Linked DNA regions of Mus musculus: region 1 is linked to region 2. The links are chromatin loops, found by intact Hi-C in ENCODE. Cell type or tissue: left cerebral cortex. All regions are shown on one strand. Each heading gives the region's core, and the rest is flanking DNA. Links, peaks and the distances in the headings are about the cores only. Region 1 overlaps Rbfox3 (RNA binding protein, fox-1 homolog (C. elegans) 3). Region 2 overlaps Rbfox3 (RNA binding protein, fox-1 homolog (C. elegans) 3).

What was found. A loop is a pair of places that touch in the nucleus more often than their neighbours do. Peaks named below come from ENCODE experiments on the same cell type or tissue, not always from the same donor. Only the 100,000 strongest peaks of a DNase experiment are listed, where the experiment ranks them.
Region 1: it touches region 2 in a loop (2.0-fold over the local background); 3 of 42 quality-filtered maps call a loop at or near these places.

The regions. Positions count from the first base shown.
Region 1 is chr11:118,616,287-118,632,439 of GRCm38, reverse strand. The region is part of intron 3 of Rbfox3 (RNA binding protein, fox-1 homolog (C. elegans) 3); the gene reads left to right. Among named protein-coding and RNA genes, the nearest start is that of Engase, 150 kb to the right of the region's middle. In left cerebral cortex, for the core only: no CTCF peak of the experiment used is centred there; DNase peaks (open chromatin) are centred at 6,337, 8,273, 8,638, 9,560 and 3 more places; H3K27ac peaks cover 531 bases.
Region 2 is chr11:118,564,794-118,580,946 of GRCm38, reverse strand. The region is part of intron 4 of Rbfox3 (RNA binding protein, fox-1 homolog (C. elegans) 3); the gene reads left to right. Among named protein-coding and RNA genes, the nearest start is that of Engase, 96 kb to the right of the region's middle. In left cerebral cortex, for the core only: CTCF peaks have their summits at 6,259 and 7,222 (motif pointing left); DNase peaks (open chromatin) are centred at 8,562, 9,025, 10,595, 11,054 and 2 more places; H3K4me3 peaks cover 1,519 bases; H3K27ac peaks cover 1,587 bases.

The DNA of each region.
Region 1 (16,153 bases), core at 3,679-11,678, 51 kb before region 2:
ATGCTCTGGTATCTCACTTCTACACCAGAAAGATCCCTCAGAACTGCCTGGCTCTGTCTGAGACCAGACATTCTCTTCACCCCATTCAGACTTCCCTCCAAATTTTCCAAGAAACACAAGGCCCTGCCTGATGACCATGAGAGAGGCAGGAGTCTGGGACTGCAGGTCTTCATCCTGCTGTTCAAAGCCCCTGTGGCAGCCAGCAGAGGGGGAGAAAGCAGCTCCTGCCTACTTAGTGTTTGTACCCAGGTTCCATGGCAGACTGAGGCTTCTGCTCAGAGAATTCTCATCACTGGGGAGCACGTGGAAGCCATGGGCTTGGCTGTCACCCCACCCCTAGCCTGTGGTACACCTGGGGACCATATGCAAAGACCAACAGCAACTCTGCCTCCAGGGCCACTCCTGCCCACAGCGGTAGGATGCTCTGCCAAAGAATCCCAGGTCCTGGGGCTTGGGAAGAAGAGTGAGAGGAAGGGATTAAAGAGAGGGGGGAATAGAAAAGGAGGGAGGAGGGAGGGGGAAGGAAAGACCCTGAATGTGTGACTGTAGGGTGTTTACCCGAGCATGTGGCTGTACCAGTGTTTACCTGAACATGTGGCTGCAAGGGTGTTCACCTGAGTGTGTGGCTGCGCGGGTGTTTACTTAGTCATTATTGACTCAAACATATTTATTGAGTGACTACTTTGTGCCAGGCCTGTCTTGGGCTCCAGAGACACATGAGTGTCTACATCGGTGAATAAAATGGATAAACCTTCCACTGGCCACTTCACCCTGGCAGGTCGGCTCTCTCTTCAGCCACACGGTCACATGACCAGCATCTCTGAACAAGAGAACCAGCGCCCAGGGTTCTCTCTTTGGTCTTAGCAGGCAGCAGGCCCCTGAGAGCCAAACTCAGAGTTGGGACCTCTGAGAAGTGAGCTGAGAACACTTGAAGCTGTCTCTCGGCCCTTCTGGAGACACACACTTCCTTCTCCTGGGTCTCAGCTCTGAGTTGCTAGGGAAACAGCAGAGTACCATCTAGGGTTCCATCTAAGCAACAGGGGGGTGGGAGCTGTGGTTGGGATGCAAGTTGAATAAATAAATACTGACAGGTGTGTGAGGCTGAAGCCACAGACTATACCAAGTCAACTGAACTGGCAGTTACAACTGACCAGGTACACTGAGCCTTGTATCTGGAGAGATAGTGGCAAGTGAGCTTCATCAGGGGAGGGAACCCTATAATTGACTGGAGGTGGGTTAGATGAAGCTAAACAAAGCAGGTTCCAACCCAGCTCCATCCTGGACTTCCTCCAGTGATGGTAAGTCCAGGTGGCTCCTGGGCAATGCGTGGTCTGTAAGTTCCGTGAGCCACAACAGTGTCCAGCTGCGTCTGGGGAGATCTGAACACTTTATGTCCCTGGAGACCTCACTGCCCTCTGCAACCAGGTGGTAAGAAACTCAGAGTCTGGTGCCAAGGTCACACTCTGGGGTCCACGTCCCCCTTGTGCTGTTGATGCTTCTGGGTCTCAGGTCTCTCCTCTGTGAAATGGGAGTAGTGCCCAGATGTAACATTTGGAAGCTACCTGAGGCTTGAATGCTCAAGAACCCTGCAATGTGCTCAACACAGTGTCCTGAGACCACAGGGAATCCTGCCCATGGAGCTGGTCCCAGACGCAGCCGGCCTCAGGCCTGGGCTCAGAGTCCCACAGCTTGGGGTGGCAGAGATTTGCCTTCAGTTCCCACTACTGTGGCCCGGCTGCTGTGGAGCTCCGTCCTCCCTCAGGCCAGCTCTGCCCTCAGACTACTTTTTCTCAGGTGACAAGGGATGGGATAGGTGAAGAGCTCTACCACCTGTAGCACCTGGGAACCTGTGCTCTCCGATGCCACCATCCAGGCTCTCCGATGCCACCATCCAGGTTGAGCTTAGATCCGGGATTATCTTATGATAACTTCTTCCTCTGAGCTCCCTCCTCTATGTTTGGCAGCCTTCATTCCAATAATGAGCCCCTTGGAGCTCTTGTAGGTTGGCCCGGGGCTGCTCAGCTGGGAAGGTTCGCTCCCTCCTTCTAAAGCAAGTGGCTCTTTGGGCCACCAGCCCTATTGACTCCTGACCCCAGCCTGGCAGACCTGGTGAACTCAAACTGACATGCTTGGAGCCTTCCAAACTGGGTCACTGATGTCTGCCTCATGACTGGACTACTGGAGTCATCCAAACTCAGGGTTGCTCATCTCCTAAGAACATTCTGGGTCTGTGTAGTCAGGGCAGCCAGCTGCCAGGCTTCCAGACAGGCTGTGTCTCTATGTCTTCTGGTTTTGAGTGTATAGGTGCTCCCTTGCCCCTGGCCCATCCCAGCTCCTCTGTCATCAGCTGAGCACCCCTCCAGCCCCAGGGTTCCCAGTAAGGTGTATTTATACCATGTCAACTTCCCAGGAAAGTGGAAGAGGCTCTTCATGATGGGCTCTATATACCCTGGCCCTGTTACCACCTTCCCATTGGCTACCATTCTGGGCAGCTGCCCCTGCACACATGGTGCCCCGGAACACACCCTCACACAGCTCAGATGGCAAGCCCAGCAGGGCAACCTTGATTCAGGTCCATGCTAGGCTGCCTTCCCACAGAGGAAAATGGCTCCTGAAGTAGAGTCTCCAGGGTAGGAAGATGTGGAGAAGAAGATGGGACCCCTGATGGGAGGCAGCCTCTCCTGAACAGTGTGGTAGCTTTGGGTACCAAAGGCCCATCTCATGCTGGGCACAGATGAGCATCTCACCCCGGTGGATGCTGCATCTTTTAGTCCCGGGGTCTGACCCGGATGTCATTTTTATCCTTGCTCTATCCAGCTTGTGAAAAGTGTGCCTCACTTAGAGGGTGACCCCAGTGAGAAGGGCAAGTAACTACTGAATCACACAACAGGATCCTTGATGGTAGTCCTCAGCCACCAGCCTGCTGGCTTCCGGCTGTGTGGGATTTTACCCTCTATGTTTGTCTCAGCCAGCAGGGAGCAATGAATGAGACCCAGGGATAGGTGACTACCAGACTCTTGACTGTGACTCTCAGGCTGCTTTCTGCTACTTTAACTTCAATACCACTCCCCATACTGGGCCATCTCTGAGGACTCTTTCCCTGGACCATTCAGTGAAGCCCAGGCCAGCATTTAAAACAGTGGAGCAAAAGCAGTCTCTTCCATGTTTCCAGAAATGTTTGAGACATGGCCTCTAAACTGTGTGTACCTTCCCAAAGGCCAAGAAACAACCCTAGTTTCATCTCCATGTTGGTGTCTGAGACAAGGGAAGGGAAGAGAACGAAAGACTCCCTTCTCTATCGCAGAAACGCTTATTGCGTCCCTTCCAAACCAAAGTGAGGGTTTGACAGCTCTTCAGTCAGTTCTGGGTAAGATGACGAATTCAGGCCTCTACTGAGACACACGCTCAGATGTGAAGCAGCCACACAGCAGCTGATGCGCAGAGCACATGCTAAGCACAGCATCTTCCTGCTCCTGTTTCATATGCCCAGGAAGTTTCTGGAACACTGAGAACCTTTGGGACTTCCCTAGCTAAGCCACTCATCTCTGCCTCATGGTTCTAGAGTTGTGCATTCTTGCTGAGTCTCAGGGCTGTGGGGAGAAGCTGCTTGGAGCACAGCTGAGCAGGAGCTCAACCTCAAACCATCAGAGTCTCTGGAGGCCCCAGCGACAGTGACCCAGGTCACTTCCTAGGACCAGTGGTCCACGATCAGTGTTTTCTGATTCCCCCTCTCCCAGCTGTGATGTGAGGTGTAAGGGCCCCATGCTGCATCCTGTCTGGGAGGATGAGTGACTGGCCTCCCAGGTTCTCCCAGATACCTGCCCCAGAGTGAAGGACTTCCTTCTGTTTCTCAGACGAAGCCGGGGAACGTCGATGTCTTCCGTCTCAACTCTCTCCTTCCCACAGCAGTGGCTGCGATTTACATTAAGGGCCGGAGTAAATGGAGCAGGTTCACAATTAGTTTTCAAAGTACTTATCTCATTAAAGTAAATGAATTATTGATTTAGTGACACATGCTTTTAGTGAGTGGCGTGGTGCCTTCCCCACTCTGCCTTGGCGCTCGGAGCGGCGGCCAGCGCAGGCAAACTTGCTTTGTGTAGGGATTTTTTTTTAATTTTAATATTTCCTTCTCGTTATTTAGCTTCGTAATTAAAGTGGCTTCACATGAGAAATGAAGGGCCGGTTTATGGGAATCGAAGCCCCAGAGACTGTATGCTCACCTCCCTGTGGGGAAGCTCCGAGCTGGAGGAGGGAGGGGGTGGGGGTGAGGGGGGAGTATCCTGACCTCAACAAAGAATGAAGGTTGTGGGGGAGGTACTCCAGAGGGCTGGGGATGGGTGGAGAAAGCCTGCTGAAGCTTCCTTATGGGCAGCTGCTCCAGCTGTTCCGTCCATCCGTCCATCCGCACAGCGGAAGCTCACGGTATTGGAAGCAGCTGGAAAAATCTGACCAGGTGATTGCAAGGTGACTGGAAGAGGCAGAAGATGATAGAGAGATGCTGCTGGCTGAGGGGCTGAGCTGGTCCTAAACTCCAGAGAAGAGCCTCACTGTCTGCCTGCTTCTGCCACTCTGGAAAGGACTGCAGTGGGGGTCGGGGGTGAGATCAGGAGAGAGGGTCTACCCCTGAGTCTCAAGTGTCAGCAGGGGAGGCTGCATAGGACACTGGCTACTGACCACCCACCGCCCTGGACACGTGCTGCTGAGTCAGCGTCTTCCCAGGAAGTGCCATCACCCCGAAAGATGAAGTGCCCCATTAAAGGCCACTGGCTTATGCTGGCCTTGGCTTTGGGCAGACTCTAATTTCTTCTCTGGGTTCAAATGAATATGGCCTTGCTCTGCTCTGGGTACAGATGGTAGGGACAAAGTCAGAATGAAAATGGGGCCCACAGGGACTGTGTCCCGTGAGCTTCAGCAGGACTGCTGAGGGAGGAGGCCTCACCGAGATGGCCTTGTGGCAGGATCGCCCCTAGACTCTTCTATCAATGGCTCTGTACTCCTTATGTCTCACCCACACAGGGGACCACACTGCAACCCAGCTGCGCAATCCCTGTCCTGGAACAGGACTAGACTGGCTGGAGGTGACAGGTAGGAAAGGTCAGTCAGAGGTCAGGTGCTATAGAGTCAGCTTGGGGGACAGTCACAAAGAGGCAGCCCTAGGCACATCAAGTCAGCAAATTACCTCTCCATCAGGTCCCAGTGAAAGGCCAGCCTGCTCTCAGCTCTGGATACATAAGCTATTTACTGGTGCTGTGTGGATCCGGAGCATACATAGCTACTAACACCACCACACGTCCCCTTGCAAGCCCACAGTTTTCTCAGAAATTGAGCAGAGGCGGTGCCAGACAGCCCCTGGGGCATCCCAGATTGCTCTCAGGCCCAGCAGAAGTAACCCACACAGCTGTGGCGGGCTCCATACTCACCAGCCTGGATAACTTTTGCTCACAGCTAGACTGTCAGTTCCTGTCTGGAAGTGAGTCCGTGGGGTGCTGAGACTTGGAAGCAGGTGGGGATCCCTGAGCAGCAGCCCTGATCCCCAGCTAAGGATTCAAGGGGTGCAGGTCTCTGAAGCTCAAACTCTGGCCCTTATCACTTAGATAGGCTCAGGAATGGGTTCATCTGTCCAAAGGTTCTCCCTGATCCTCGTGTGCGTGGTCCCACCCCACCCCAACCCAGAGTTAAGAGGACAGAGGGAAGTTTTGAACATATGACACCTGTGAGCCTCTGTACCCCATCACTGTACTGTGTCACCATCTCCAACATATGGGTCCGAGGAAACTCGTGACTGGGAATCTAGGGACACCTCTCTTCCCAGCAAGCTTGGGCTGCTGCGAACTGGTTCAAATGTGGCTTTTAAAATATATATCTTTCTTTGTGATTAAAAAAAAAAACTTCATTTAATTAAAAATGTTGACATTGTGCCTGGACACCCCGCCAGAGAAAGTGGCTATAAATTAAACATTAAATCCTTAATGGTCCATAAAGAAATCTCCATTTCTGCTTATGTATATACTGGGTATAAATAGATAAAGAGAAAGCTCTTTTCACTGGGGAGGTGTGGGGACACAGGCTTTCTGGATAATCTTAGTAAGTGATTATAATTCAGAGTTAAATTAATCCATAGCTTTTCAGTGTGTGTCTGCATGGGTGGGCGGGGGTAGGGGGTGGCTCCTCCAGCTTTGCCTCTGCAATCTGGACAGGAACAGACATGTCACCTCTAGCCAGCCATTCCTACTGGGTCAGTACTCTGAGAGAGTACTGTTAAGGCTTGGTTCTCCTCGGCCCTTACCTTGGTTGTCCTGTTGCCTAGGCAACAGCCCTGGAGAGAGAAAGGGGGGTCCCAAAAACCAGTGCCTCTCAAAGATGACTTGGCAGAACTTCAGGGCTCTGAAGAGACCGTGTAGATGGGGCCAGGCTCAGGAAAGGGTGATTCAGCACAGAGGGAACAAGTCCCTGTGCGAAGGGACCCAAGGACTGATTGGGAGGGATCGTCCTGGGAGAGGTTGATGCTGTTCTGCTCCATCCACTGTGGTGCAAACCTCCATCTCCCAGAGCGTGAGGACCTGGAGCAGGGAGGGGGCTGATGGGAAGAGATAGGACTGTGTGGTCCCAAACTGGTCCCCTGAGAGGATTCCATTAGGTTCCTCTCGCTGCTATAACAAACACACAGTAGGCTTATGACAGTACAAAGCAATGGAAGTCAGAGAAATAATGGGTCTCACTGGACTTTAACCAAGGTGCAGACCAGGCTGAATCCTCCTAGCAATCCGAGCGGACAGTGGCTTCCTGGCATCTCCAACTTCTACAAGCCCCCTGGGTTTGAACACTGTTTTTATCTTCAAAGCCAGTGGTGATTGATCAAGACTTTCTCATACCCCATGACAATATTATCTCCTGCTATCTGTGGGACTTTATCGCCCACAGGCCACAAGACAACACAGACTTGGCACCCCAAGGTCAAGCCAGATATCCAGGAGCCTTTATTCCACCCACGTTTAATCCCATTGGCACCAAGACTAACATGGCCGTCACGTCCAGGACTAGGACATGGCAGCAAGAATGTTCTCTTCCTGAACACGGAGTCTGTCCTTTCTTACTCCCCAGGGGAAGCTACAGCAGCCATGGCCCGCTCCACATACATGTAGACTTGGGGTGACTCTTCAATCCGTGGGGGCCAGAGTTGCTGAGTGGCAGTTTTGCCACAGGTGCCTGAGAAGAAAGGGTTCTCCCTCACCATGTCCCAACTGGGAGCAAGGGGTATCCAGGAGTTGGGAGATCCAAAGGCTTAGAAGTAGAAACAGAAGGCTCCATGTGGGGTTGGAGCTGGGGCAAAGGCATCTGGCAGAGCAGCTGACAGCCATCAAGAAGCTGGACCAAGTGCCCTGTTCTCTGAGGCCCTAGGAAGGATGGTTTGGGGGGAGTACAGACTGAGAAAGAAGCAGGCCTCGTGGAGAGCCATGGAGGGAAAGCCTGCCTTGACCTGAGGTGAAGAGGTCCCTGACATGATGACCTTTGCTCCCTCCGGCATGAGTTGTTCCTTAGGCTGTGCTAAGAAAGTCGGCACGTTCCCAGCCACACGAAGGGCACTTGGCAAACAGCTTGGTGTCAAGCATCACACCAGTGTTCCCTCGGCCACAGGAACAAAGGTGAGGAAGGAAGGCTTTGCTGTCACTGAGGGTCTTCCGGCAGATCCCTGCAGCCTGCCAGCCAGGTGCATGTGGCTCTGCCATCCTGTGATGGACGCTGCTGAGAGAGAAGGGGGCTCAGAAAGTTCAGTTGGCCACTTCTGAATCCTGACACCGAAGAGGGAAGACACCGACCAAAGGAACAAATAGTTGCTAGCCTGCTAAGACAGTGCTGGTGTCTGACCTCACGGGGGGTGGGGGGGGGGTGCTCTTAGGAGGTGATGCTGCTGAGGTTAGAGGGAAAGATCGGGGCCAGGGGCACAGACTGGCTTCAGATGGACCCTGGAGGTCGGGCTGATAGATGATGGTGATGCTGGGCAGAGAGATCAAGAACACCCTGGCAATCTGCTCGTCTGGTCAGAGACGGCTCTGTGGGCTGACAAAGGGATCCATTCGATATTCTTGGCGATAGTCCAGAACTGTGACCTTGTCTGGGTTGGGACTGTGGCACCCAGGTGAACATAATTGAGCTGGAGTTATCTGATGGTTGGGCCTGGCCCTCAGAATCCCAGTTGGGACTGCCAAGTCAGACATTATGCCTAGCTGGATGGAACGGATGCCAGCACACTGAAGATGTCTCGTGGGAGAGAGTTACAGGAATGAAGAGAGGGCTTTGGACAGATCCCTCAGATGCCTACTGGAGGAGAGGCTGTGGGGGTTGGGGAAGGACGGCCAGAGCCACTGGAGGAAGAGTGATGTGTGTGGGCCATGGGCCAGCCAAAGAGGGATGGCTGTGCCTGGGAGCCAGCATAGCTACCAGGCTTGGGTTGCAGAAAGAGACAGAGACAGAGAGAGAAGAGCACCCCTCAGGCCACCTGATCGCTCTGTGATGAGTGTGTTGGGTAGAAGGGGTGGGGAGAAGAAAGATCTGAAACATGACCAAGCATAGTAGGAATCAGCAGATGTTTGCATGGAACTGAGAATGGATCCGTGATGGTTGCCGAGCTGGGGACAGACAACGATCTGAGCTGGGATGGAGACCAGAGATGCGGTGTTACTCTAGCGAGAGATGGGAGCTGGCAGGCACAGAAGATGCTAAGAAAGGAGGGTGGCTAGAACCTGAGGGACAATGTAGGTGGCCTGGAGACTGGGGTGGAAAGTGGGTATGGCTAGAGACTCTGAACTTGGGGTGCTTAATCAGTAGTGATTAAGTCAATCAATGACTAAAGCTGGGGCTAAAGCCCCCTCCACACTGGTCTGCAATGACTATGGGGTCCCCAAAATAATGGGCTGAACATTCACCCATAGGCACTCTCGAAAAGTACATTTGTAGCAAGGTAAAACCTAGTGTGGTGGTTTGAATATACTTGCCCCGGGGAGTGGCACTATTAGGAGGTGTGACCTTGTTGGAGTAGGTGTGTCACTGTGGACATGAACCTCATCCTAGCTTCCTGGAAGCAGTCTTCTCCTAGCAGCCTTCAGATGAAGATATAGAACTCTCAGCTCCTCCTGCACCATGTGTGGCTGGACACTGCCATGTTCCCACCTTGATGATAAAGGACTGAACCTCTGAATCTGTAAGCCAGCCCCAATTAAATGTTGTCCTTATAAGAGTTGCCTTGGTCACGGTGTCTGTTCACAGCAGTAAAACCCTAAGACACCTAAGCATGTGGCTGATTGCCCAAGTCCAAAGGATGTACCCCCAGGAAGAGCTCAGTCAGAGATGCTGGCTAAGGAGGCTGGGCTGGTGTTAGACATCCTGAAGCATCAATCTTAGGGAGCCCTGTATGGGATCCTTTCCTGGGGTGTACCCACCCTATTGTTTTTTCAAAACCAAGAGGCAGGATACATGAAACCCACCCCACATTTATGCAGTGAAGCGAATACCCATGCAGTGTTGAGCAGCCACAAAAGCAAATCTGCCCACAGGGACATTACCACCCACACTCTGCTATCTGCTTACTTAACTGTCCTCATTAGAGACTTTTCCAAAAGAACAACCCAAAAGGTTGTTTTTGTTGTTATTATTATCTGAAGTTCTGACCATTAGCCCCAGGGCCTCGGGAGTGTAAGAGTAAACACATCCACAATTTATCATCTTTCCCGTCTCAGCAAAGACTTTGTATATGAGCAGAAGCCTGGGAGACAGGAGCTATCTGTTATTAAATAAACGGAACTGTCAATCCAGGCACCGTCTGCAAATTAGCTGCTTGTCCATGTGGTTTAGTCGCAGGCAGACGGGCACCAGGATCTGGGTTTGATAAAAAATCCATGTTTGCCTCTTACTTCTGACACCCTTTGCAGAAGACCCGAAATTGATGAGCACAGAGGTGTTAATCCTGAGAGTGAATTAGTTTTTTTTCCAAAGGTGGCTCTGCAGTGCCTCCAAGCTAAACTAAGACCTAACTTGTTCTCCGCCCCCAGGGAGGCTCTGAATGCTATCCCTTAAAGCTGACTGTCTTACAGGAGCCATGATCCTTAGAAGCACACTAGCAGGTATGGTAGCAGGGCCAGGGAGCTGGGGGGAGACTAGACAGGCTTTTAAAAACTCTGTGTATGTGTGTTGGTATTTGTAAGTGCAGATCTAAGTGCATGTGCACATGTGTGTGCACGCTTGTGAAGGTCAGAGGGCAATCTCATGTCATTTTCAAAGATGTCACCACCACCACCACCACCACCCCCTGCTTTGTTTGGCCTGAAGCTCATCAGCTAGGCTAAGCCACCAACCCTCAGGAGTCTTCCCAGCTCTGCCTCCCTAGTGCTGAAATTCAAAGCACAGACCACCACACCCTGCATTTGTACATGTATTCTGGGGGTCAACGTCAGGCCTTCATGCTTGAGAGATAAGCACTTTATTGACTAAGTTTTCTCCTCTTTTCCAGCCTTGTTGGGGGTGGGGTGGGGATTGAGTGTCTGGGTTTTGCTTTTCTCTATGTGGCAAGAGGCACAGTCTCTGGGAGGATTCCAGGAGTCACAGTATATATAGCCTGAGCTACACAGGAAGGTACTAGGCTAGTTAGTGTACGGGGCAGATGGAAGGGGGAGAGGTGGGGGGGCACAGGCAAGAGCCTACCTTATTTTTCTAAGGACAGGACAGGTGAACCACCGCAAGCTTAATTGGCTGGATTGAATATTTGCCATGGGCTCTTGACTTCAGCAGTTATCTCAGAGTATCTAGTACCTGACCCTGGAAGGATTGAATAGCAGCCTAGAATATTGGAATCCTGGACTAGAGGTAAGCACACTCGCAGAGTTGCCGTTAGGAGTCTCCATGCATGAGCTAGCTCAGGGAGGGCTACCTGCCAGGGGGGCAGCCAGGCTCACACACCAAAGCAAAGGCAGCTGGAGCGGCAGAGCTGGAGCCCAGTGGCCAGGATGCGCTGACCAGAGGAGGTGGTTAACAGCAGGTCCCGACTTTGCTTGCAGCTCAGCAACTCTACACGGCTCAAACTGCAGCCCAAGCACAAGCGATAGCTCTGAGATCTGAGCACGCCGTGGCTGCCAGCAGCCCAACCGCAGCAGAAACTGCTCTGGTCCCCAGGCTCCTCTGTAGTTCCAGAGATGGATTTGCAGGGCTGGGTAGGTTTTTTTGGGGGGGAGTGTGTCTCTGGAGTACTGTGTCAGCGGCAGGAGGAGGCAAGCGTGCTGCTGATCTGATGGGGGCAGCTGCACTGGAGCAGCTCTGTCCACACTGGCAAAGACCTTCCCTGGGCTATGGAAACATACAAGCCCTAATAGCAGTTGGGTAGTCGCCATATGGCCTTGGGCTGCCCACTGGGCCTGCAGGGCTCTGAGACTAGAAAAAAGCCACAGAGGTGCAGCCTGCTGAAAGACTGGACACTGGCTTGCTTTGCAGGTCACTCACACTACTCCTCCAGCCTTGGTCTCTGTGGCGATTAATGCTGATGGTCATCATATGATCTAGAATAGCCTAGAAGAAAAATTTCCTGGTGTGCCTGTGAGGGACAAGGTTGGGCAGAAAGTCCCACCCTGAGTGTGTTAGCACCATCCCATGGGTTGAAACCTCAAACTAGGTAAGAAGTGGGTGGAGCCCCGGTAATCATCTTTCCCCACTTCCTGCTGTGGGTGTCATGTGAGCGACCCTCGGGCTCATGCTGCCAGGCCTCCCCATTTCAGTGGACTGTACCCTCCAACTGTGACTTCTTTAAGTCGCTTTTGTATTTTGTCACAACCAAAAGAAAAGTTACTGGTGAAATACCTCCATAATACAGATGCTTAAGGCCAATGGCCATGGTGGGACTTGAACCCCCTCACAGGTGCCTAAAGGCTGAAGCATCACCTAGCAGGGCTCTCTGGGATTGGATAAGACTTGCAGAGTGTCCTGCAGTGACCATGCAAGCCTGGGCAAGGCTGGTGCCCAGCAGTTGCTGTTGGTTCTGTTACAGTGATTCCTAGTGTCCAGTGACACTGGCTAAGTGTGGGGTAGCGTCTGTCTTATGGCAGTGACGTTTCTTTCCTCGCTCGGGTTTGTGTCACATTCCTGGAAGACAGAAGTCACGGTGCAAACAAGTGCAATGCAAATCTGATCTCTGAGGACTAACTACCCCCTGCCACCCCCCTCCACACACAGGCACACACACACACACACACACACACACACACACAGGCACACACACACAGGCACACACACACACACACACACACACACAGGAACACACAAGAACACACAGGCACACACACACAGGCACACACACACAGGCACACACACAGGCGCACACACAGGCACATACAAGAACACACAGGCACACACACAGAGGAATACACAGGCACACACACACAGGAAAACACACACACACACACACACACACAAAGAGGCATGCATGCTCACACCACTGCACAAATAAATAACCCAAGAGCCCTGGAGGTGAAGGAACTGCTGGACTGGTGCGTTGGGAGATGGGCCTGGCATGCCAGCCCCATGATACCTCCTCCCTCCTTTCCTCAGGGACTGGAGGAGTTGCAGACTCCAAGTCTCCTGCCTCTTCCCAAGTTTATACCTGGGAAGTTTCATCTACTGCACAGTGGGGATCTGGTTGTTTAAATTCAAACAACTTGGGCATGTTCCCTGTGACCACCCTTTAGCATCCACACAAGGTAGGTTGAGAACCATTCCCAGTCCTGGGCTGCCCCCCTCCCCCCAGTCTCTAGGGTCACTACACACAGCTCTCTCCCCAATCAGCCTCATTCTCAACTTTCATTGCGTAGGTTTGTCAATTGAGACAGATTTTTGGACATCTCAGAGGAGATAATAGGGTGGTTTATTGGGGGATTTGCTTAGGAAATGAGATTTTCCCAGTCTCCCAAAGGAGAAAGGCCACATCTAAATTATTGATACCAAAACATGCTCATCAAAGAAGCCTGTGCACCCTGCTGGTGTGCATGCTGCAAGGTGCTGTCTGCCTTGTGTTGGGGTTTGTCTGTCTGTCTGTCTGTCTGTCTGTCTGTCTGTCTGTAGTTCTGGGAATTCAACCTAGGACCTCAGGCATGCTAAGCAAGCATTCTATCACCAGACTATATTTCAAAACCCACTCAGTATTAATAAAGCCCTACCTCCTTCTCCCCCAGTGAAGATGCTCAGAGTCTAAGCAGTTCCTACCCCAAGGTGAGAGATGAGTAGACCCCACTTCCCAAAGGCACCTCCCAGGGGATGCCATCTGGGACTCAAAGGGCCTGTGGCATACACATCCATCCTGATATCATCTGGGGACATTGTCCTGACTAGTCCTCCACCTTGAAGAAAGGTATGGTTTTTAAAAGAAACAAGATGGACAGGAGGCAAGATGTGCCCACCAAGTAGAGACTGGACAGCTGCCCAGATGTGGCCAACATTGAGCTGTTTTAGCTGAGTGTGGGAAAGAACACTAGGTGTGCAGAGCCCAGCTCCATAGAAGGAAGCTCAAAGAGCCCAGAGCCTTCCATCTGCATTAAGGAAATCCATTCTCAGCACAGTCAGACGCCAAAGAGAAAGATGAACCAAGAAACTGCAGGGCAGACAGGGCGGGGTCTGTAGATCCAGCGTGAGCTCCCTGGGCCTGGGGACTGCATCCCTTACACACATTAAGTCTGTGTGCATGCCTAGATGGCAAGGTGGCAGGGCTGAGTACCTCTCTTCCGATGGGATGCCTACCGACCCTGTGGATGGCTTTTTAACTTGTATACCCATCTTTCTGTTTGCGTTTGGCATCTGTTGTTGTATCCTCAGGAAGTCAGTTCTTGACTTCAGAGTCAGAGTGTTAGAAAGAGAGGACTCTAAAGTCAAGATAAAGTGGACATTGGATAGCAAACGTAAGCCTCTAATCTCTTTTCTGAACTTACTAGTAGCAAAAGCAAAATGGGGAATGTGGCCAGTTATCAGACTCATTGTCTTAAAAAGCAACTGAAAATACAGATGGTCCTAGGAGAAGAATGGGTCCACCAAGTGCATTGTTATTCCAGGGACGATTGTCTGACCATTAGAAGGGAGGAAACCCTGACTGACACCTGCTACCTCATGATGAACCCTGAGGAGATCATTGGTAGTGACACAAAAGGACAAATTCTATAAGACCCCAGTCACAGGAGCACACTGGTTTCTATATGACCCTAGTTACAGGAGCACACTGATTTCTATAAGACCCTGGTTATTACAGGGGTGTACTGGTTATTTTTTCATGGTGACAAGATGCCTGATGGAAGCAGCCTCAGGGGGAAGGATTTGGGCTCCTGGTTTCAGGGATACAATCTAACCTGGTGGGCCGAGCGTGCATCCCAGCTCTGCACACATTAGCACATTGGAGGCAGAGTTGGGATAAGAAGCAGGACTGGGGTATAGCCCTCAAGCCCTGCCCCAGTGGTCTGTGCTCACCAGGTAGAAGGGATGAGGAAGGGAGGGTTATCTGGGCTCCATGCCCCAAAGATCTCATGACAACTCCTCTAGCTTGGACCACATGTTCAAACATATCCCTCAGGGAACATGTTGCATTCAGAATACAGTGGGGTCCTAGAGTTATCAAATGCATGGACAGAAAGTAGAGGGGAGTGAGAAGGGTCAGAGGGTGGATTCAGGCTGTGGACTCTGATCCCAGGACTCACACGGTGAAAGGAGAGAGTTGACAAGTTATCTTTTGATTTTCATGTGTGTGCATAAAGTAGAAAGGGGGAGTAGAAACCAGGAGCCAGGAGAGGAAAATGGAATCCAACCTCCAGTGTGGATCAGGTTAAAAAAGATGAAGAGTTGAGAGATGACCATGGTTGCACAAGGCTTCAAACACCCAGAAATGGGTAAGACACTAAACATCACACGTGTGTTTTTCCATAATTGAAAAAAAATCCACAAAATACTCCTTGAGGGAATTGTCCTGGGGCTCTTGAGTTGTGCTGGGTATGACTACCTCAGTGCCCAGTCCCTGCTCCATGGAAAACAGGAGTGCTCTGGTAGCTCCTGTGTAGCTTCCCATTAAAGGGGTTGCCCGAAGTTTACAGAGAAGAATGGTAGGGTCGCGCTGTCCATGACAAATGAGCAGAAACAGGTGGCCTAAATAGAAATCGTTTACTTCCCAGGTCTAGACCCAGAAGCTTCAAAGAAAGGCAGATTCTAGAGTAGAGGCTGGGCAAGACTTGCTTTATTTGAGAACTCTAGAGAAAGGGCCTTCCTAGACTCTGCCAGCCTCTCTGGATGGCATTGGCTTCCCTTCCTCCATTCACAGACACATCATTCCAGCCTCTGCCTCCACCTTCCTGTCTGTGTGAGCATCTCTGTGTCATCTTCTCTTCTTGTAAATACACTGGTCATTAGCATGGAGCTCACCCTGAGTCAATGTCAATCTGAGCTGATACATCTAGAAAAACCACATTTCCAAATATGGTCATACTCTGAGGTGCTGGGTAGACACGAATGTGTGAAAGACATTCTCCTGCCCAGAACAGCTGGCTGGCATCCATCTCATCCATGTGTGGAAGGACGAGGGGACATCTGCAAACTTGAAATGGCCCAGTGCTGGACCTTGGTGGTGAGGGCCAGATACAATCCACAGTAGCTTAGAAACTGTTAGCCCCTCTCAGCTGCTACCCACCTGCCACTGTGATCAGTGAGCTCCCTCCCATCCACAGGTTTGTGTTTGGCTCAGTGGATACAAAAGAGAAATGGGGATACAAGGTGCCAGCTGGCCTCATCCCTCCAATAGAACCTCATATGCAGCAGGAGCAGCTGACAGCATCCAGCTCCTCCTATATGGTGCTTATACAGCATCCACCGGTTAGAGTACTCAGGCCTTACAGAGTCCAAGCTAGCAGAAGAACCAGCTGCCTTCAGATGCTCAGAGCAAAGACAGCCCAAGGTTGTTGCAAACAGAAAGAGGGCTGTGGGCCGTGTTGGGTACCAAGGCCATGCACATCCTAGGCCTGCAGTGATCGGAGCTGGAGCCAATAACGATCAGGTAGAATGCAGAATCTGTCCCAAGAGAAGGTAAGCCTACTCTCCACACACAAGCTGACTGCGGGCTCCAGAGTGGCAGGACCCACACAGCAAACAT
Region 2 (16,153 bases), core at 3,595-11,594:
GATGCGCTCTTAGTGCCTGGAATCCCATTTGCCCAAAGCATTGTTATTGTGGCAATTATTCCATGCTCTGTGGCACTGGAATAGAGTTTGCAGGGCCTCACACTCTACTCAGGGAGACTCAATAAGCCCCTCTGGGAGCTGTGTGTGGAGGAACTCACCCACACGGGCACTGTTTGCTGGAATGCTGAGAGACAGGGACATCACCAAAACCATGGCCCCAAAGCACAACAGTCGGCAAGTGCTGAGTCCCAGTGAAGTCCTGGGAAGAAACAGATAATAGTCACACACAAAGCCACCCCACCCCAGCAAACACACTTTTCCCTGCCTGCATCACGGTCCTGATAAGACGTAAAGACCAGAGCTCAGAGAAGCAAGCAGAACCCAAGTGATGGAGATAGATCTAGATGGGGTGAATTCAGTGGCGAGGCACCTTGAAGTCAAAAGGGTTGGGATACACGCTGCCAACACAGGAAACCATGAGAAGGAGCTCAGTCAATTTCAGTCCTTGTGGGGGTAGCCAGTGACCAGGCTGAGACTGGTGACGGTGAGATCAATGGGCAAAGGGTGAAAAGGAAGCTCCGTGCCCACACTGAGGCCCTGTGTCACTCAGTTTGAGGCACAATACAAACAACTCGGGTGTATTTTAATGTGTTAGTAACTATGTCTTACGAACGAACGAACGGAGGGAGGGAGGGAGGGAGGGAGGGAGGGAGGGAGGGAAGGAAGGAAGGAAGGAAGGAAGAAAGAAAGAAAGAAAGAAAGAAAGAAAGAAAGAAAGAAAGAAAGAAAGAAAGAAAGAAAGAAAGAAAGTGCTTAAACCATTTCTACCATGCACCTAATGCAGCCCAGAGCCTCTATACTATTGCCAGCTATGTGTAGCTGATGCAAGCATAGTTCTTATTCACTCTTGCATCGGTCCTTCAAACAACAGCATTTGTGTCCCACACATGGACCATGGTCCTCGGTGGTTGTGGTTGTTGTGGTGGTAGTGTGGAATGCGTGCACATATGAGTGTGTGGGTGCACACATCCATACATGCTCACAGATTCCAAGGGAAGATGCTGGTGTTCTTCCCTAGTATCCTGTACCTTACTCCACTGTGACAGGGTTCCCTGCTGAGCCTGGCACTAGGCTGGCATCCAGATCCTGTCTCTGCCTCCACGCCATTAGGGTTATAAACTTGCAGGCAACCAAACCCAGATTTTTACGTGCGTTCTGGAGATTTGAACTCGTGTCCTCAAGCGTTCCCAACAAGAGCTATTACCTGCTGAAACATCTCCCAACCCCTCCCTCAGAGCTGTTTCTAGAGTAGCGAGTTTGGCTCCTGTGTCACACTGCATCGGGGCCTAGAGAACGTTCTTGAAGTCTGCCGTTTGTCCCTGACTTCCAGGAAAATCCTCTTTTCTCCAAACAAGACTTCTCATTTTAAAAGACTGTTTATTTTATGCACTTGTGTGTGTGTGTGTGTGTGTGTGTGTGTGTGTGTGTGTGTGTGTGTGTGTTATGCATGCCTAGTACCCACAGAAGACAGAAGAAGGCATCAGATTGCCTGGGACTGAAGTTAAACGCAATTGTGAGCTGCTGTGCAAATTCTGAAAACCAAAACCAGGTCATCTGAAAAGGCGGACAGTGATCTTAAGTACCAAGCCATCTCTCCAGCTCCCTAGACTTCTCTTTGTAAACCATCTCAGCCACTGGGAGATTCAGGGATACACCCAAAGCCATGTCTGCTACCGTGAGAACGGAGGTGCCCTGTGACACCTTCACCATAAAAGAATCTCAGTGATGCTGTTGCCCATGGGAAGACATGAGCTTCACCTCTTCTTGGCTTTATCCTCTGCTGATAATGCTCTCCCGTCCTTCCACCCTCCTGCCTTCTCCAGAGCAATCTGGTTAGCCCCAAGATCCCTCTAGCCCAAACACCCACCTACCCTCATGGCATCAAACTACCATCCGTGTGCCAGTGAAATGATGCTTCCAAGTGGGCAATGAACTAGCCATCCCTTTCTGTGAAGAAGAACTTGGCCAGCTCAAGGTCCATTGACCCTCTCCACAGCATTTACTCTCAAAAATACAATCCCAATACCGTAAAGATTCTAGTCTCCCAGCGTGGTTTTCCAATTACCCACACTCGGCCAAGTGGCAGCCACTTCATTATAATTCTGTAATTGCCATATGGAATTCCTATAAATTTGCTGTTAATTTTTAACCACTGTGGCCTTCTCTTGGAAAGTGTAGCAATAATTTGAAAATCTATAGATGATATTTTAAGTGGATGGAAGGAGGTAGTCCTGTGGGGCTTGGTGGGGAGAAAATAAATACAAGAGTCAGGCTTGGACCTGGGAAGGAAGAGCCAGGCTCCTCTCAACTTCTGTGCAGACATTTCTGTGGTAAGCCAGCGGCAGGGAGCATTGATCAGAACCTGATCCTCAAGGAGTCAGTTCTTCAAGAGAGTTGCTTTGTACCAGGTTCTTGGTTAATGTGCGCATTCCCCGCCCCAGCTGGGATGTAATTTACAAGCTGAGTATAATCTTCCCACATTGTGCTTCTCTGTGATCTCTCCCAAAATTGCAACACGGGCTGGGTCTGTAAAAGATGCTTCCGAAGAAACAGATTCCACATGGGCATTTTTACCCCCGCTCCCCACCATGCAAGTGAGCCCCTACGTACTGAACAGAGCAAGTATTTGCCTTCCTGGAGAGGCTAGCAGACAACTGGAAACTGAAAAAGAATGGGAGTGGTGGTGTACACAGCCAGGGTGCCAAAGATGGACAGAGAAGGCCTCAGGGTGGGTCAGAGAAGGAGAAAGAAAAAGCAGTCACATGGTGCAGGGTCCTGAGTGGCTGGGAAGACGTTTTGTTAAACTGTGGCAATCAGTAGGCCCAGACCCTGACCATCTCCTGCCAACCAGAAAGGTTCATGTACACATTCCTTGTCTGGCCCAGGAAGCCTAGGGTGCAAGCACCCCAGGATCTGTCTGTCTGTCTTTGGTGATGCAAGGCTTACTCTTGCAGGGCTGGAATATTGTGTCCTTCTCTACCTTGCCACGTGGCTGCCAGGAAGGTTTCAGGCACAGACATCCACATCCAGCCCCTGATCCCACCCCCAGAGGAGGAAGGAGATTGGCTTCTGGCTGAAAGGGTTATCAGACGGCAGCAGTGATGAAAAATTGGGGCACGGAGCGATTTGAAGGTCCAGTGTTTGATCTATTGCAGGGCTGGCTCCTCATGGCTTTGCCGCTCCCGAGTCTGGTGACCTGAGAGAATTAGAACCTCCTTAAATACAGTGTCTCTTGGCTGTATATTAATCAAGCAGAAATCAAAAGTCACAGTATCCCGCGGACGTAAGAAAAGGAACAGACGGCTCCCCCAGCCTAATGCGGGAGGAAAGGCCTGGAGCTGCGGAGGGAAGCTGCAGAGAGCAGCCCAGGGCTCGAAGCCCATTCCAACTTTCCCTAAACCTCCTTGCCAGCGAATTCTCAGAAACCCCATGCCTTGGCACTGGGGAATTGTGTTAGTGCCGAAACAGCGCTGGACCCCAGGGCTAGCACGGATCAAGAGAAGGGGCTCCTCCACAGGATGGCCGCGGAACCAGAGGACATGATGCTGTCCCACAGCCTCACCATGAGCATGCCGGTTGCCCTGTTCCCCGGCAAGCATTAGACCCCCCATAGGGTTGTTTCTGGATTCACGGTCCTTTTCTATTCACCTCATGCTCACAGGGGATGGCTATCCTCAGAGCTCCCACCGTGTGTGTTTTCAGCTGCCAGGCAAGGCTGATGCTGGCTGGGTCCTGCCATCCCCGCCCCAACCCTGGCACCCCTTGCCCCTTCTCTCCGAGGCCCCAGGGAAGGAATTCACATTTAAGCCCTGTTACCTTATGGGTGAGGGAGGAAAGTCTGTGGGTTAGTGTCTGTCTGTTTCTTTGCTGTCTGCCAGCAGAGATGGTTCCTACAGCTGAGTCCTGAGACAAACTCAGCTCCCATGAGGCTTCTGCCCATACCTGGCCTGTCACCGCTTGGTCACCCAGCTCCTGTCTGCAGCTTGGCTTGGCCTGCCTGACACTGTGCACTGGCCTCTCCAGGGCCACACGCTTTGGCAGGACACTGCTGCCTCCCAGGACCTTTGTGTGCCGTGGGCTCCTAATGAGCTTTTAATGAGCGGCTGCTCCAGCTTCAGGGGGCACGGATGGCAAGGGAAGAACATTGTGCCAAGTCCCCAGCATCCTGCTTCCGGAAGCCACGGTGTGGCTTCTTAACTCTATGAGTGCTGGCTCTGGCTCTGCAGGAAGAAGCCACGTGTATCCTATTCTTATCTGTTCAGTGAAGGGCCCTACTGATCTTTGGCACAGGGAACCCAGGAGATGATGGTCAGGTCTGTCATCTTCACACCCCCCCCCAACCCTCAACAGTGAAGAAAGGGCCACCAGTTTCTCCATGGAGTAAGATCTTCTTCTTTTTCTTTTTTAATTGACAGCAAGGTAGAAAGTCCATTGACCTCCCACATCAGCTTTGTAAAGAGTCAGATTGCATAGAGGACCCTGGCTGCCTCTCTGCAGAGCTGCACCAGACCCTTGCAAAGGAGGAAGCCCTGCCTGACCCCTTCCCACGGGCTCACTGCCCCACCTCAAATGCTTTGCTTCCTTGATGCAATTCTGATGGGACTCGATAGTGGTTCACACCAGCCTCGGTGGCGGTTCACACCAGTCTCCACGGCAGTTCACACCAGCCCCCACCCTGGAGTAGCCCAAACTTGCAGCCCTGTACTTGATGTTCGTCCTGGCAAGAAGCCTGCTCAGTGCTTAGTGCTAATGTTGCATTTGCTCAGCTCTTCCTTCCACACAGAGCCTTTGCTCTACAAGTCCTGAGGGGTGACCCCCACCCTCTTCTGGGAGTTAGAGAAGGTGGCAGTGGCTTCAAGCTCCCCTTTGTTACTCCCCAAAGGCCTTCACCCTCTGAATAAAATTTAGATACAAGGCATACTTCCTTGACAGTCATGGTGATAAAATCCTGGATGGGCTCCCCAGGGAGGCATCAGGGGCTCCTTCCATAGAGCACTCCAAGGAAACACAGTCAGGAGAAGGCACCTGTCCTGAAAGGCTTCAGTGCCCTCTGGCCAAGGCAAGGGACTGAGTGATAGACACCCCAAATTCCATTGCAGCCCTGCCTCCCTTGCCTCTGGCTACCCCCTCTAATTCCAAGCCGGGGGAAGGGATAAAGAACCTAGAGAAGATACAGATGCTCTCTGGAGCATCCTTACTGCAGTGGGGTTGCCGAGGGCAACCCAAGTGACTTAGCTCTGGGGTCAGTGAATTTTACAGGTTTTCCCAAGCCCTGCAATTTACACCAGTGTCCTGGACATCAGTGTCCTGCAAAAGGACCCTGTTGTGATGTTAGCACAAGCTGCCCTCAGCCCCATTTGCACCAGGAACCTGGAAATCCCAGGGTATTTCATTTCACTAAGCCGGCATCTACATACCCAAGCAGACACATGGTTTTTCATGATTCGCAGGATTTTTTTTTCCCTTGGGTCACTTGTGGTCTTGACACCAAGGTCATGCATGTGCAAGGTGGGGTCTACGGTGGTGGGTACGGCTCAGAGTAGGGTAAGGATGCCTGATGGCTAGGCCAGAAGCGCTCTCTCTCTCTCTCTCTCTCTCTCTCTCTCTCTCTCTCTCTCTCTCTCTCTCTCTCTCTCTCTCTCTCTCTCGGCTTCATCAGAGGGTTCAGCAGCCCACTGGATTCCTGTGACCTCCCACCTAACGAGAAAGCAGAGATTGGAGATAATTACCGCCCAGCCCGAGCAGCAGCGCGATTAGTAGATGCCTGGGCTATTGCAAATGACTGTTCCATTAACAGATTTGGTTGAGGGTTGATCCTGTTAGGAGAGAGAGCCAAGGGCTAATGATGAAGATATTTGCAGAAGGGCATATGCCAAATAGTTCAGTCAAAGGGAAAGCCAAGGGCTTCCGTGAATTCCCAGATCTTGGAGTCTGGTTTTCCAGGCAGGACTCTACCTCCTACTGGTTGTGTGGACCTTGGGCTACTCCTGTGGTCCTAAGAATGTCATACAGCAAACAGGCCATTTTACATCTTCCCATGTGACAATGCAGGGAGGTGGGTTGGGGTGAGACAACTCTGAAAAGTTGAGAAGGAGCAAAGCCAAGTGCAAGCGAGGTTGTTTCCATTTGCTGCCGGTTAGGACGGGCATCCATCTCCTCTACTGTTGCTGCTACTCTTGGGGGAAGTTTTAGCCAACAGCATCCCCTATCTTTCTGATCTGAAGTGGAACCGAAAATGTGTCCACACACCAGCTTCCTCTTCCTGGGAGATCCTGGGGCCAGTTTCTGAATGGTGGCTTGACCACAGCTAGCATACAATGGTGACCACAGCTAGCATACAAGACCAAAGGTTTGGGATTAGGCTTTCTCCAAACCTCAGCTCAGGTTCTGACAACCGCCTCTCCAGGCATGGGGGACCCAGATGCCCCAGAGAATGTCCAAGGAGTTTCTCAAAGCTACTACTGCCAAGGCCTCTAGCCCACCGAGCCTGGAGGTGCTGAGCCACATGGTTGCTACTTCCATAGTCTGCCCTGAGCTCACTCCCTTTCTGCAGGGGAGGGGGGGAGAGGGGAGGAGGCCTGGGGCTCACTTACAATAAAGAAAACTTGGCAACTATGCTGAGTGGGAAAACAGAGGTATCCAAAGCCCTCTCTACGGGAACAGTCCTCAGGTTCCTGGGCCCCTGAGGGGAGGGACACTTGCAAAAGAAAGATGCCCGTATAACTGCAACCCTGTGCAGCTTCTGGCTTCCCCCGTATATCTCGAGTGTGCCCTTTGCTTTCAGTCTCCCAGTATTTATTATGTTTAATTTTGCTGGGACGTGGTTGTAAGTGAGACGGATGGAGCCCAGTGTGGCTGGCAAACGCCTCTTAATTAAACAGATAAATAAACTCCCTTTGCACGCGGGTTTTTTACTTTTGCTGCAGTCTCTGCTGAGGCAGGGGGATGGTGTCTCTAGGTAGGGGACCCCTTGGTGAGCTGAAAGGTGGGTGCTGACTACAGCAGGCTGCACTGGACCTAGCCCTTTCTCTCTGACTGCTCTGGATTCCTTGACAGAGGGAGGCCGAGAAGCCCAGGGGTGGGGAGGAGCCCCCAGAAGCCCCTCCTCACAGGCCTGCTGGGAAAGGAGCCACCAGCTGGTGTGAGTGCGCCCTCTGCTGGACGCCTTTGGTGTAGTCTCTTCAGCCAGGGCTGGGATGGACAGCCCAGGACAATTGCTTCTTATGCCATTTCTCTCCTTGCAGAGACTCTCCTGCCCTTGTTGGAAGTCACCTACCAGAGTAAAAACACATATAGCCCTCCCCACACTCTCACACTATGGGGAATGCCTACTTAAGAAACCAGAGACTTTTTTTTTATGTTTTAAAAAGAGCTCAAGAACTTCTCAACCTGGCGTACCCCATCGGGTGTCTGATCCCGGGAGCCAAGGACAGCCCCAAACTGAAGGCTTTCCGCTGGCTCTAACCCCTTTCCATTCAGTGCAGAATCCAGATGCTAATTTCCCCTGGACAAGCATCCCACTGGTGATGCAAGACTCGGGTGAAGTCTCCTAACTGAAAGCTTCTTGGGTGGCTTCACACCTCATTGCACAACCTGCTTGGAGCTGTGTCATCCTGTCCTACCCCACAGGGGATGATAGATCCAGCCACTCTGCCTTGCTCCCCACTGCTCATGTCCACTCCTGAGCCAGGAATTCCATGGTTGGGGCTAGAAGACCTGGCTCTGCAGAATGCATGGGAACTCAGTAGTGTACTTTGAGACGATGGCTCGGCTTGGCGAGGAGGAGCCCAGCCACAACCAGAAACTGTGAGCTCACCCTTCGCTCTGGGACACGTCTGCCAAGCTCCACACTGTCTGTGCATAGGGAGAGCCTGGGACGGTCAGACTGGGCATTCAGAAGGGATCAAGAAAAGGCAGGACGGTGAGAAACTGGAAGCCCCAGGGCTTGTCCCTCAGGGGTATCAGGGCTTTCTCTTTCCACCTGGATGTGCCACAGGAATCCTTGGATATTCCCAAAGATTGAGGAGACAGCAGGCAATCCTCCGCTCTCCATCATTTAGTCACAGAACTCCTTGGCCTACCTTTTGCTAAAACCACAGACTTAAGGGGTTAAAAAAATGCCATCAGACACTAACTGGCAAAGGTATTTCACAAAGGTAGACATCTAAGAGACACAAAATGTCCAGAGATGGGGGGACACACTTGCGTCACCCACTGCAGGAAGAGGGAGCACATGAGGCCAGCAGCTGCTTGAGAAGGTGGTATAGGTTGGGGGCAGGAAGGAGCCAGGAGAGCTCAGAGTCAAGCCACCCAAACCTTTTGAGGCGCCTCCCTTGCCTGATATTTATAGCGGTGCCCAGGAGCGTAGAAATAATTACAGCTCAGTTCATGCCTCCCTAACAAGGCCCTTCTCAGATTCAGGGCGAATGGGATATTTTTTTTCCCCTGTATCTTTTTTTAAGTAGTGAATATTCTCACCGGATTGACAGCTCTTCCCAGCTCGCAGCCTACCTTCAACCCAAGAAAAAGTGGGGGCAGCTTAGCCTAGCTGCAGTGGATTGGATTTCCCCGCCCACTACTCAGGGCTGCACATCCCGGTTCACAAGGCTCCAAGAGTAGGGGAGAGTGGTCAAGAATCTTAGGGGCATGGAGATTGTTGAATGGCCCTGGCTGATGCAGTGACTCACTGCCGGGCTCTGGATACACATAAGAATGATCCCAGCCTGTATGGGCAAACTGACAGACTCAGCAACAACCTCCCTTAGAACGGGGTCAGTGGAATTCAGTAACTGGCTTGTTTTGGAAGTGACATGGATCTTGCAGCGCATATGACAGGTAGCAGACACACAGCCCTTGTCCCAAGAAATAAGTCAGACAATCACACTGTTCAAACTCTTTCTGGAGATTTCATTTAATTCTTTTTCACGTCTCCCAGCGAGCCTGCACGTGGTGGGCTGGCTGGTGGAGGCGGAGGCTTCCCTGGCCTGGTGTTCGTGGCTGTTGGGCTGCAGATTTGGGTTCCACACTAGACCGTGAGCTCACTCCAGGAAAGATGATTTAGTTCAATAGCTCCTTCCCCAGACAGTGGCTGCATGGTGGTCTGCCTGGAGCGCTGGGTGAACCCTCCTGGCTGCCCAAGTTCCCTGCTGGGCAGGGAGTGCTGACTGAAAGCCACTCTGAGAGGACAGACAGGTGTAAAACAGGACAGTAAAACAGCAGGCTGTGGAAACAGGAGGGGGACTGGTATATCGTCCTGAAATAGCCAAACCCACTCTAGGCACTGCATCAGCAGCGGGGCAGCCTCCAAGGTCTCAGCTCACAGAAGTGGCTGTAAGCATCATGCCCTAGAGGTGCCAGTCCTTGGTGCTGAGGCTATCCTGCCACTATCCAGGCCTGGGAGATCAAAACAGTGACCTATCCCTTGACGAAGACAAAAGTGGCCTGAGAACGTCCATAACCCACATTCCGCCTAAGCTACCCCAAAAGCATTCCAGAGAAATGCAAGAGAAAGGGGAGGTGAATGTAAGCCACCAGCTGCCTGTCTCTGGTCTCTCTGCTGCCTGGCTACTCTCCTCCCAGTCTTCCTTCTCAGGGGAAGGTCAATTGCAGGGTGTGTAGCAGTGAGTGTGGGGGTCAGGGATGCCTGACAAGAGGCCATCCAAGTTGTGCAATGTCACTTCCCAGGCAGTGCCTGGAGGGAGACCACACTCAGCCATGCATCTTCTGACACCGGTCCTCCATGTGCTACACAGTAGGGGCGATAATCAACCGACCTGACCTCTAAGTCTGAAAGGGGGGGGGGGGAAGCCCAGGGACAACAAACAACTTCAGTGAGCTCACACAACATTTTAGAGGACCCCATGTAAACTAGCAAGCCAGTCATCTTCCAAGGGCAGAGCCTGGGTAAAGCTGTTGAGTTCCACAGCAGCCGAGTTCCACAGCCGCTGTACGTGGTACCTGGCGGTGCCCCTTCTTGGACGTGGTATATGTCAGTAGGCTGCGAGGCTGTGCACGTGCCCCCTGGGGCTGCCTCTCACAGTGGCAGTGGGAGACAGTTCACTCGGAGCTGGGCTCACCTGTGGCTTGTCTTGGTAAAACTGAATGTGAGGGGCGCAGGCCCGGATGTGTGTGGCTGTAAAGCTGCGGGTGTATGCGGGCAGGCTGCAGTGGTGCTATGAGGGGCAAACCAAGGCCTCTGTCCAGCACTGCCTGAAGCCAAAAAGTGGGTGCTGTGATCTCTGAGGCCTGGAGTGTGCACACCAAATTCAGCACATTTGACGATGGGGCAGGAAGGGTACCCGATGGCCACTGTTCCTCGTTGCCCACCCCCATATTAAGTATCCACAGGATTCTAAGCCTGCGGCAGGCTGTTGAGGTGTCTCATGGGGCCTAGAGGCCAACAGAGGGGCAAGAGAGACTCTCGGAGGGCTCTGGCTGGGCTTCTGGGCACTGAGCAGCTGGAAAAGCCTTCCCAGCACGGAAGCCTCTGCGTAGATGCCCTCATTACATCACCGACTTCCCCGCCGCGGAGCCGGCCTCCCTCAGGAGAGGCGCTTCTCTGAAGCAGGCAGAACGAGCGCCTTCCGGTCGGTGGGCCGCAGAGACTGTCCTCTCCACCGCAGCCTAGACCATCGGGGGCCAACGGAGGTCCCAGACCCTACCGCCGCCGGGAGCAGAGGCTGCGCGCCGGCAGAGGAGGGGAGCGCAGGGCCCGCGGGAGGGGTTCTAGGGCTAGCGGCCCGGCGCAGGACGGCGGGCGAGGGGTTAAGTGCGGGACCGGCAGTGGTGCCGTAGGCCGGGTTCTCTCCCCCAAGCGCGGGGCTCCGTTTGATGTTGGAGTACGCCAGGGACTCCCCCTCCCACCGCTACACACGCGCGCACACGCGCACACTCACACACGCACACGCACCACTCTTTGCAGACAGGGCTCCGGTGGCTCCAAAGTGACTGGCTCCCCTCTCCCCGCATCCATCCTCTCGCGCAGCGCATCCATCCTCTTTCCATCTTCTCGCGCGCGCTCTCAAGCCTCCCCGCCCCGGACAGGGGCAGCCCCTGGCAGAGGCGCGCCGCTCCCCTTTCCATGCCTCCCTCCTAACGAGCGCCAAGCGGGGGAGGGGAGGCCCGGAGGAGGAGAGACCGGGAGGGCGCCCGGGAGGCAGGGCGCGCGCACACACCGAGGGACGCAGCGAGCGCAGAGCCGCCTCGGCCGCCGGGCGCCCCCCTGACGCCCCATGCTGTGCTCCATGGCGAACTCGGGCTGCCTCCTGCTGTCCAACTCCGGCAGCATGCTCCCGCACTCCGTGCCATGCCCGCCCGCTTTCCTCTACCTCCAACAGGTAAGCGCCCCCGGCCCGAGCGCCCCCCGGTCCCGCGCACGTGCGCCCCGCGCCGCCGCCCACGCCCCGCACTTGGCCGCCTCCGCGCCGCCGCTGGTGGCCCCGCGACTCTCCTCGCGTCATGGCGCCCGGGCTGGGGTTGGGGGAACTGCGCCCCTGAGTGGCAGAGGAGCGTGGGGGCGCCTGGGGCGCGAGCGGTACCGGGTCGGGGGGCTGACTGTAGTTTGGGGCTTCGCTCGCAACTTTTTCAAAGGCGCGGGAGGGGGCGGCGGGCGGAGTCTCGGGGGAAGCCCAAAGGTAGGATGCAGGGGTTCTGGACACCCGGTTACTTTGGGGAACTTCGTGCCGAGACGCGGAGGACTCGGAGACGGGTAGCCAGGCTCCTTTCTCGGCCGAGTCGCGCAAGCCCAGGGGCCGCGGGGAGGTGGCGGCTGGGGAGCACGGCTGTGCTGCAGCGCGGACCGCGCACCGGGCCTCTGGGGAGGCAGGCCACCTGCCTGTGGGACAGAGAAGCTAGGCCTTGAAGCTCAGACTCAGGAGGGGGCTTGTGCTGGACTTTTTCAGTCTACTGGGCAGGAATCTCAGGCTGGCAGGCTTTTAGGGACAGTAAACCATGCGGTTAGGAGCCCCTACATCCCCAGGATGCCCCCTAGGGAGGTGCGCGCAGAGTCTCAGCTTCCGCCTGCCAGCTGGCCAGAGGCGCAGGGGGCGGGGTCCTGCGATCCCACCCAATGCGGAATCCGTGCGGGATGGGGGGGTGGGGGCGCCAGGCCTGCACTAGGGAGAGAAAGGGGATTCCCTGGGCTCCCTCAGGCCCTCCAGGTTAAGATTCTGGGTGCCAGCTTGGCCACAGCTGTCCTGAGGCTGCAGTACTCTGGCCTCACCCACCAGGGCTGCCCACACCTCTGGCCTGTCTCCCCATGCTCTTGGGGCTACCCTGTTGTGAATTCACACCTCAGCCCTCTGGTATACCCACATAAATGGGTAGCTTCTAGGGGGAGGCCTGAGATCCTAAGAACTTCCGGCTGTCTGTCTCTGTTCCTTTGCTCAGCCCAGTTAGAGGGTTCCCATAGGACCCCCTTCTGAAGTGGGCTAGTGTGAAGGAGAGAGGCTGAGGGACAGGGTGCCCACACAAGAAGCTGGTTAGGGTCAGAGTCAGGATCAGACTATGAAGAAACAGCAGCTGGGTGCACAGCTGACTGGAAATGAAGAGGTTTATTTCTTGGCCTCCATTGGAGGTTTTGTGGAGACTCAGGCTAGTCATTTTGGGTAGGAGGAGCGCTTATCTGTCATGCCCCTCCATTAACTCTCCAGGGAATCTCAGGAGGTTGTGTAAGAGAAAACATGAATATGGTAAAGATAGACCCCCCAGAACCTGACCCAGGGCTATCAACCCTGGGCTGCTGAGCATCTGGGCCACCCATGCACCAGGGTCCCTTGTCTGCGCTAAGGATTACCAAACATCTTGGCCGCTGCAGAGGGAGAGACAGGAGCCTGCACAGTGATTAGGAACAGAAGGTGGCCTATTGCCAGAGCCTTGGGCTCTGGGTCTCACCTTCCTAGGACCACCTGTGACATTTGAGGCTTCCTGGATTGTAACACAAGAGCCTCTGAGAGCCTCAGACCCACCGGCCAGTTCACCACGTCATCCCCAGAGTCAGAGCTCAGTGAGGGTCCTCAATGGGCAGCTTTCTAAGCCTTCTGAATTCCCAGCAACACCCGGGTCATTTGGAGACTCTGTAATGTGGCCAGATAACGTGTGTGTGCTTCTGTCGGTCGGATGAGACCACTTGAAGGTGCAAGGATTGCCCCTCCTCCTCGCACCCAGCTGCCGTGGGCAGGAACAACCTGGACACCCCTGGCATCAGAACCCCAGGATAGGGGAAGAGGATCCGTGTGAAGGGTTTGAAGTAAAGGTCCATGGCTTGCTTAGTGGTTGTGCTGTCTTGGGCAAGAGGCCTCGCGGAACTCACCTGTGTCTTCCTTGAGCACCCTCCTCGGGATGCAAGAGACGAGGTGAGATGAAGAAAGGCTCGGAGCTTGACCGTTGGCTCGGTGGGTCAGACGTGCGCTTTGGGTGGAGGTTAATCCACCAGCAAGGGTTGCAGTGTAGCTAACCAGAGTCCTCTAGGGCTTGGTAACACACCCCGACTGGTCATTGCGGCTTTCCATGGGAGCATCGGGAGGGCAAGGGGACTTCAGATGAGCTCTCCCCACTACAGGTGCTGTCATCGTGAGCAGAACCCCTCTTGGGACAGCTATTGCATGTCCACTGCACCAAGCTCAGATGTACCCCCATTTCCTTTGCCTATCCGCAGTTATTCTTCAGGGGCAGATAGCCCTGTGCCTGGGCATGGGTCTAGACCTGTCTGTCGTTCCTGGCTGGTATGGGTGCACTCTTTTCTAGGAATACACAGTTCGGAGCCATTACAAAATAAATAGTGATGCTCAGCTTGGGACCCAGTTTGTCCCAGACCACCTTTGGGGTGAGATGGTCTTTTACATCTCCTGAAGGGAGGACGAGGGACCTTGGGTTGCACCTGGCTAGACTTCTAGAGATGAGAGCAGGCCCCTCCTCCAGCCCCCTTGTGGGGGCTGCAGGTCCGCTGCACACGTGAACACTGGTGCCATATGCCGGCGGTGTGTTCAGTCTAAACAGCACATTTACCATCAGAAGCAGAAGACGTGAAATCAAGCAAGACAAGAGACGTAGTTGGAGGCGCATTAAGATGCAGCTTTTTAAACAGGCCAGCTCTCAAAACCTATAGTCTTTCAACTTGGAAATTTAAGAAATAAAACCTTACCCGGTGGAATCCCATTCCTTTACAGAACCATTAACCCTTACATTCTGAGCTGCTTAGACCCTGCTGCAGGAAGGATGAGGAGGCCGTATCCCCTCAGAGACACACGATTCTGTAATCCGTCACAAGGTTCTGTTATTGTATGTCCGTCTCCTCTCTGCAGCAGTGATGACACTTAAATTCTAACCAAGATGACTTGGGCTCACGCGCACTAGGGTAGGTCCCTGTGGGTTGGGTTCTGGTTGGTAGGAGCTCATGAGAAGTGGACTTCCACCCTTGTTTGCTGGTCTGCACAAGGAGCCCCATAAGGGATGGCCATAGGATTCTTTTTCCCTGTAAGGTCCTGGGCACACTTCTGAGATGCCTCATATGGTCCCCCTGGGGGTCTGTTCCCTTTAAGAAACACGGAGTCTCTGATCCCTGGTGTATTGTCCCCAGTAGGTGATTGGGCTGATAATAGTGACCTTTGAGGGCAAGGGGGTCTCCAAAACATCAGCTGGACTCCCACGGGGTCTTGTATGGCCTCCAGAAAAGCAGCTGAAAAAAAAAAAAGAAAAAAACCAAGGTGCAAAAAAGGACCAAGCATCGCCTTATTATTAAACTACAGTGTCCTATAAAAGAATTTTATCGAGGCACCCGAGATGATAATTACCAAGATGGTAAGTTGTTCATGGAGAGAAGGATGTATTTTTTTTTTGGTAGGGGAAAAACAGCAGGAAGGCTGAGGGGTGTTTGGGAAGAAGCTAGGGGTGCCTGGGAGATCCAGGGACAGGTGAAGGCCCAGTCACTCTGAAGGATGTGTCCTGAGTTCTGTTGACGTAACTGCATGTATATACTTAGTCAAGGTGAAACCCCAGAGAGTTTCCATTGCCATGGCAAATGCTGCCAGCCCCCAGAAGCTTCCTTCCAGCCTGGGGTACGCAGTTGACAGCTTCCTGGAGTTGCTGATAACAGCGTGTTCCCCCAGGAGCGGAGCCCAAAGTTGCACAGAGGGACTTGGAGATCCTAGGGCCTGTTCGGAGATTCATTAGGCAGCTGTATTCTTACTTATAACCATTTTCTCTTTGCTCTGAGCTAAGAACACTGCTAATCACAGCAATTTTTAATAAGGATTAATTACCGTAGCACACACAACGCTGCTTCTTACACCTTGCGCACACGCCTGGCGTTTAGTCTCTGCTCTCGGGGTGTTAGCGTATCACCCACAGACTTGGTGTGACTCTGGGAACCCCACCAGATACGCGCTCACTCACAGTGACACAACATGGGTCCCTGGTGGGCCCTCCCCCTCCCCCAGCAGATGATGAGAGAGAAGGTACAATGTCTTCAAGAAGACATTGCTACTTCAGACCCAGCATGTTGATGAAGCCACACCTCCAAAATATACTGTGACCTAAATAAATTAACCAGATCCTGTGTCCTCGAACCCTGGGATTCACAGGGATGAAGCACTATGTCTTAGCTGCCTGGCCTTAACACCATCCTGAATCACCATGGTACTTTACCCTAGTGCCTCTGATAACTGCTGTGGCCATACCAGCTCTGTGGGTCTTTCCTTGGTTTCATGCCTTGTAGTCTCATGCTTGTTCCAGAACCTGCTGAAGGCTAACCGTGTGTGCATGCATTATGGACATATTTGACAATTTGATGGAACTGAGGCAAGGAGCAGGCAGATAGCACACTAAGCCGTAATGCTGCTGAGCAACAGGGCTGTCCCGGCACCTAAACTCCGGAGCCATGGCTGCATCTGTCCGGCATTCTGAATAACACCAGAATTCAGGAAGTTTCCTCCCTTCCCCAGCTGCTTTCTCAGCTGTGCACAGCATAGAAGACACATCAGCCAGAGCTTCTGGTAGTCTGAACTCTTTCTGAATTTCCTGTGGTCTCTAGGCAGGATCTGCCCCCAACTGGATGCCCAAAGAGGCACAAAGCTGGGGGAAATGGAAGTAGCCTCCC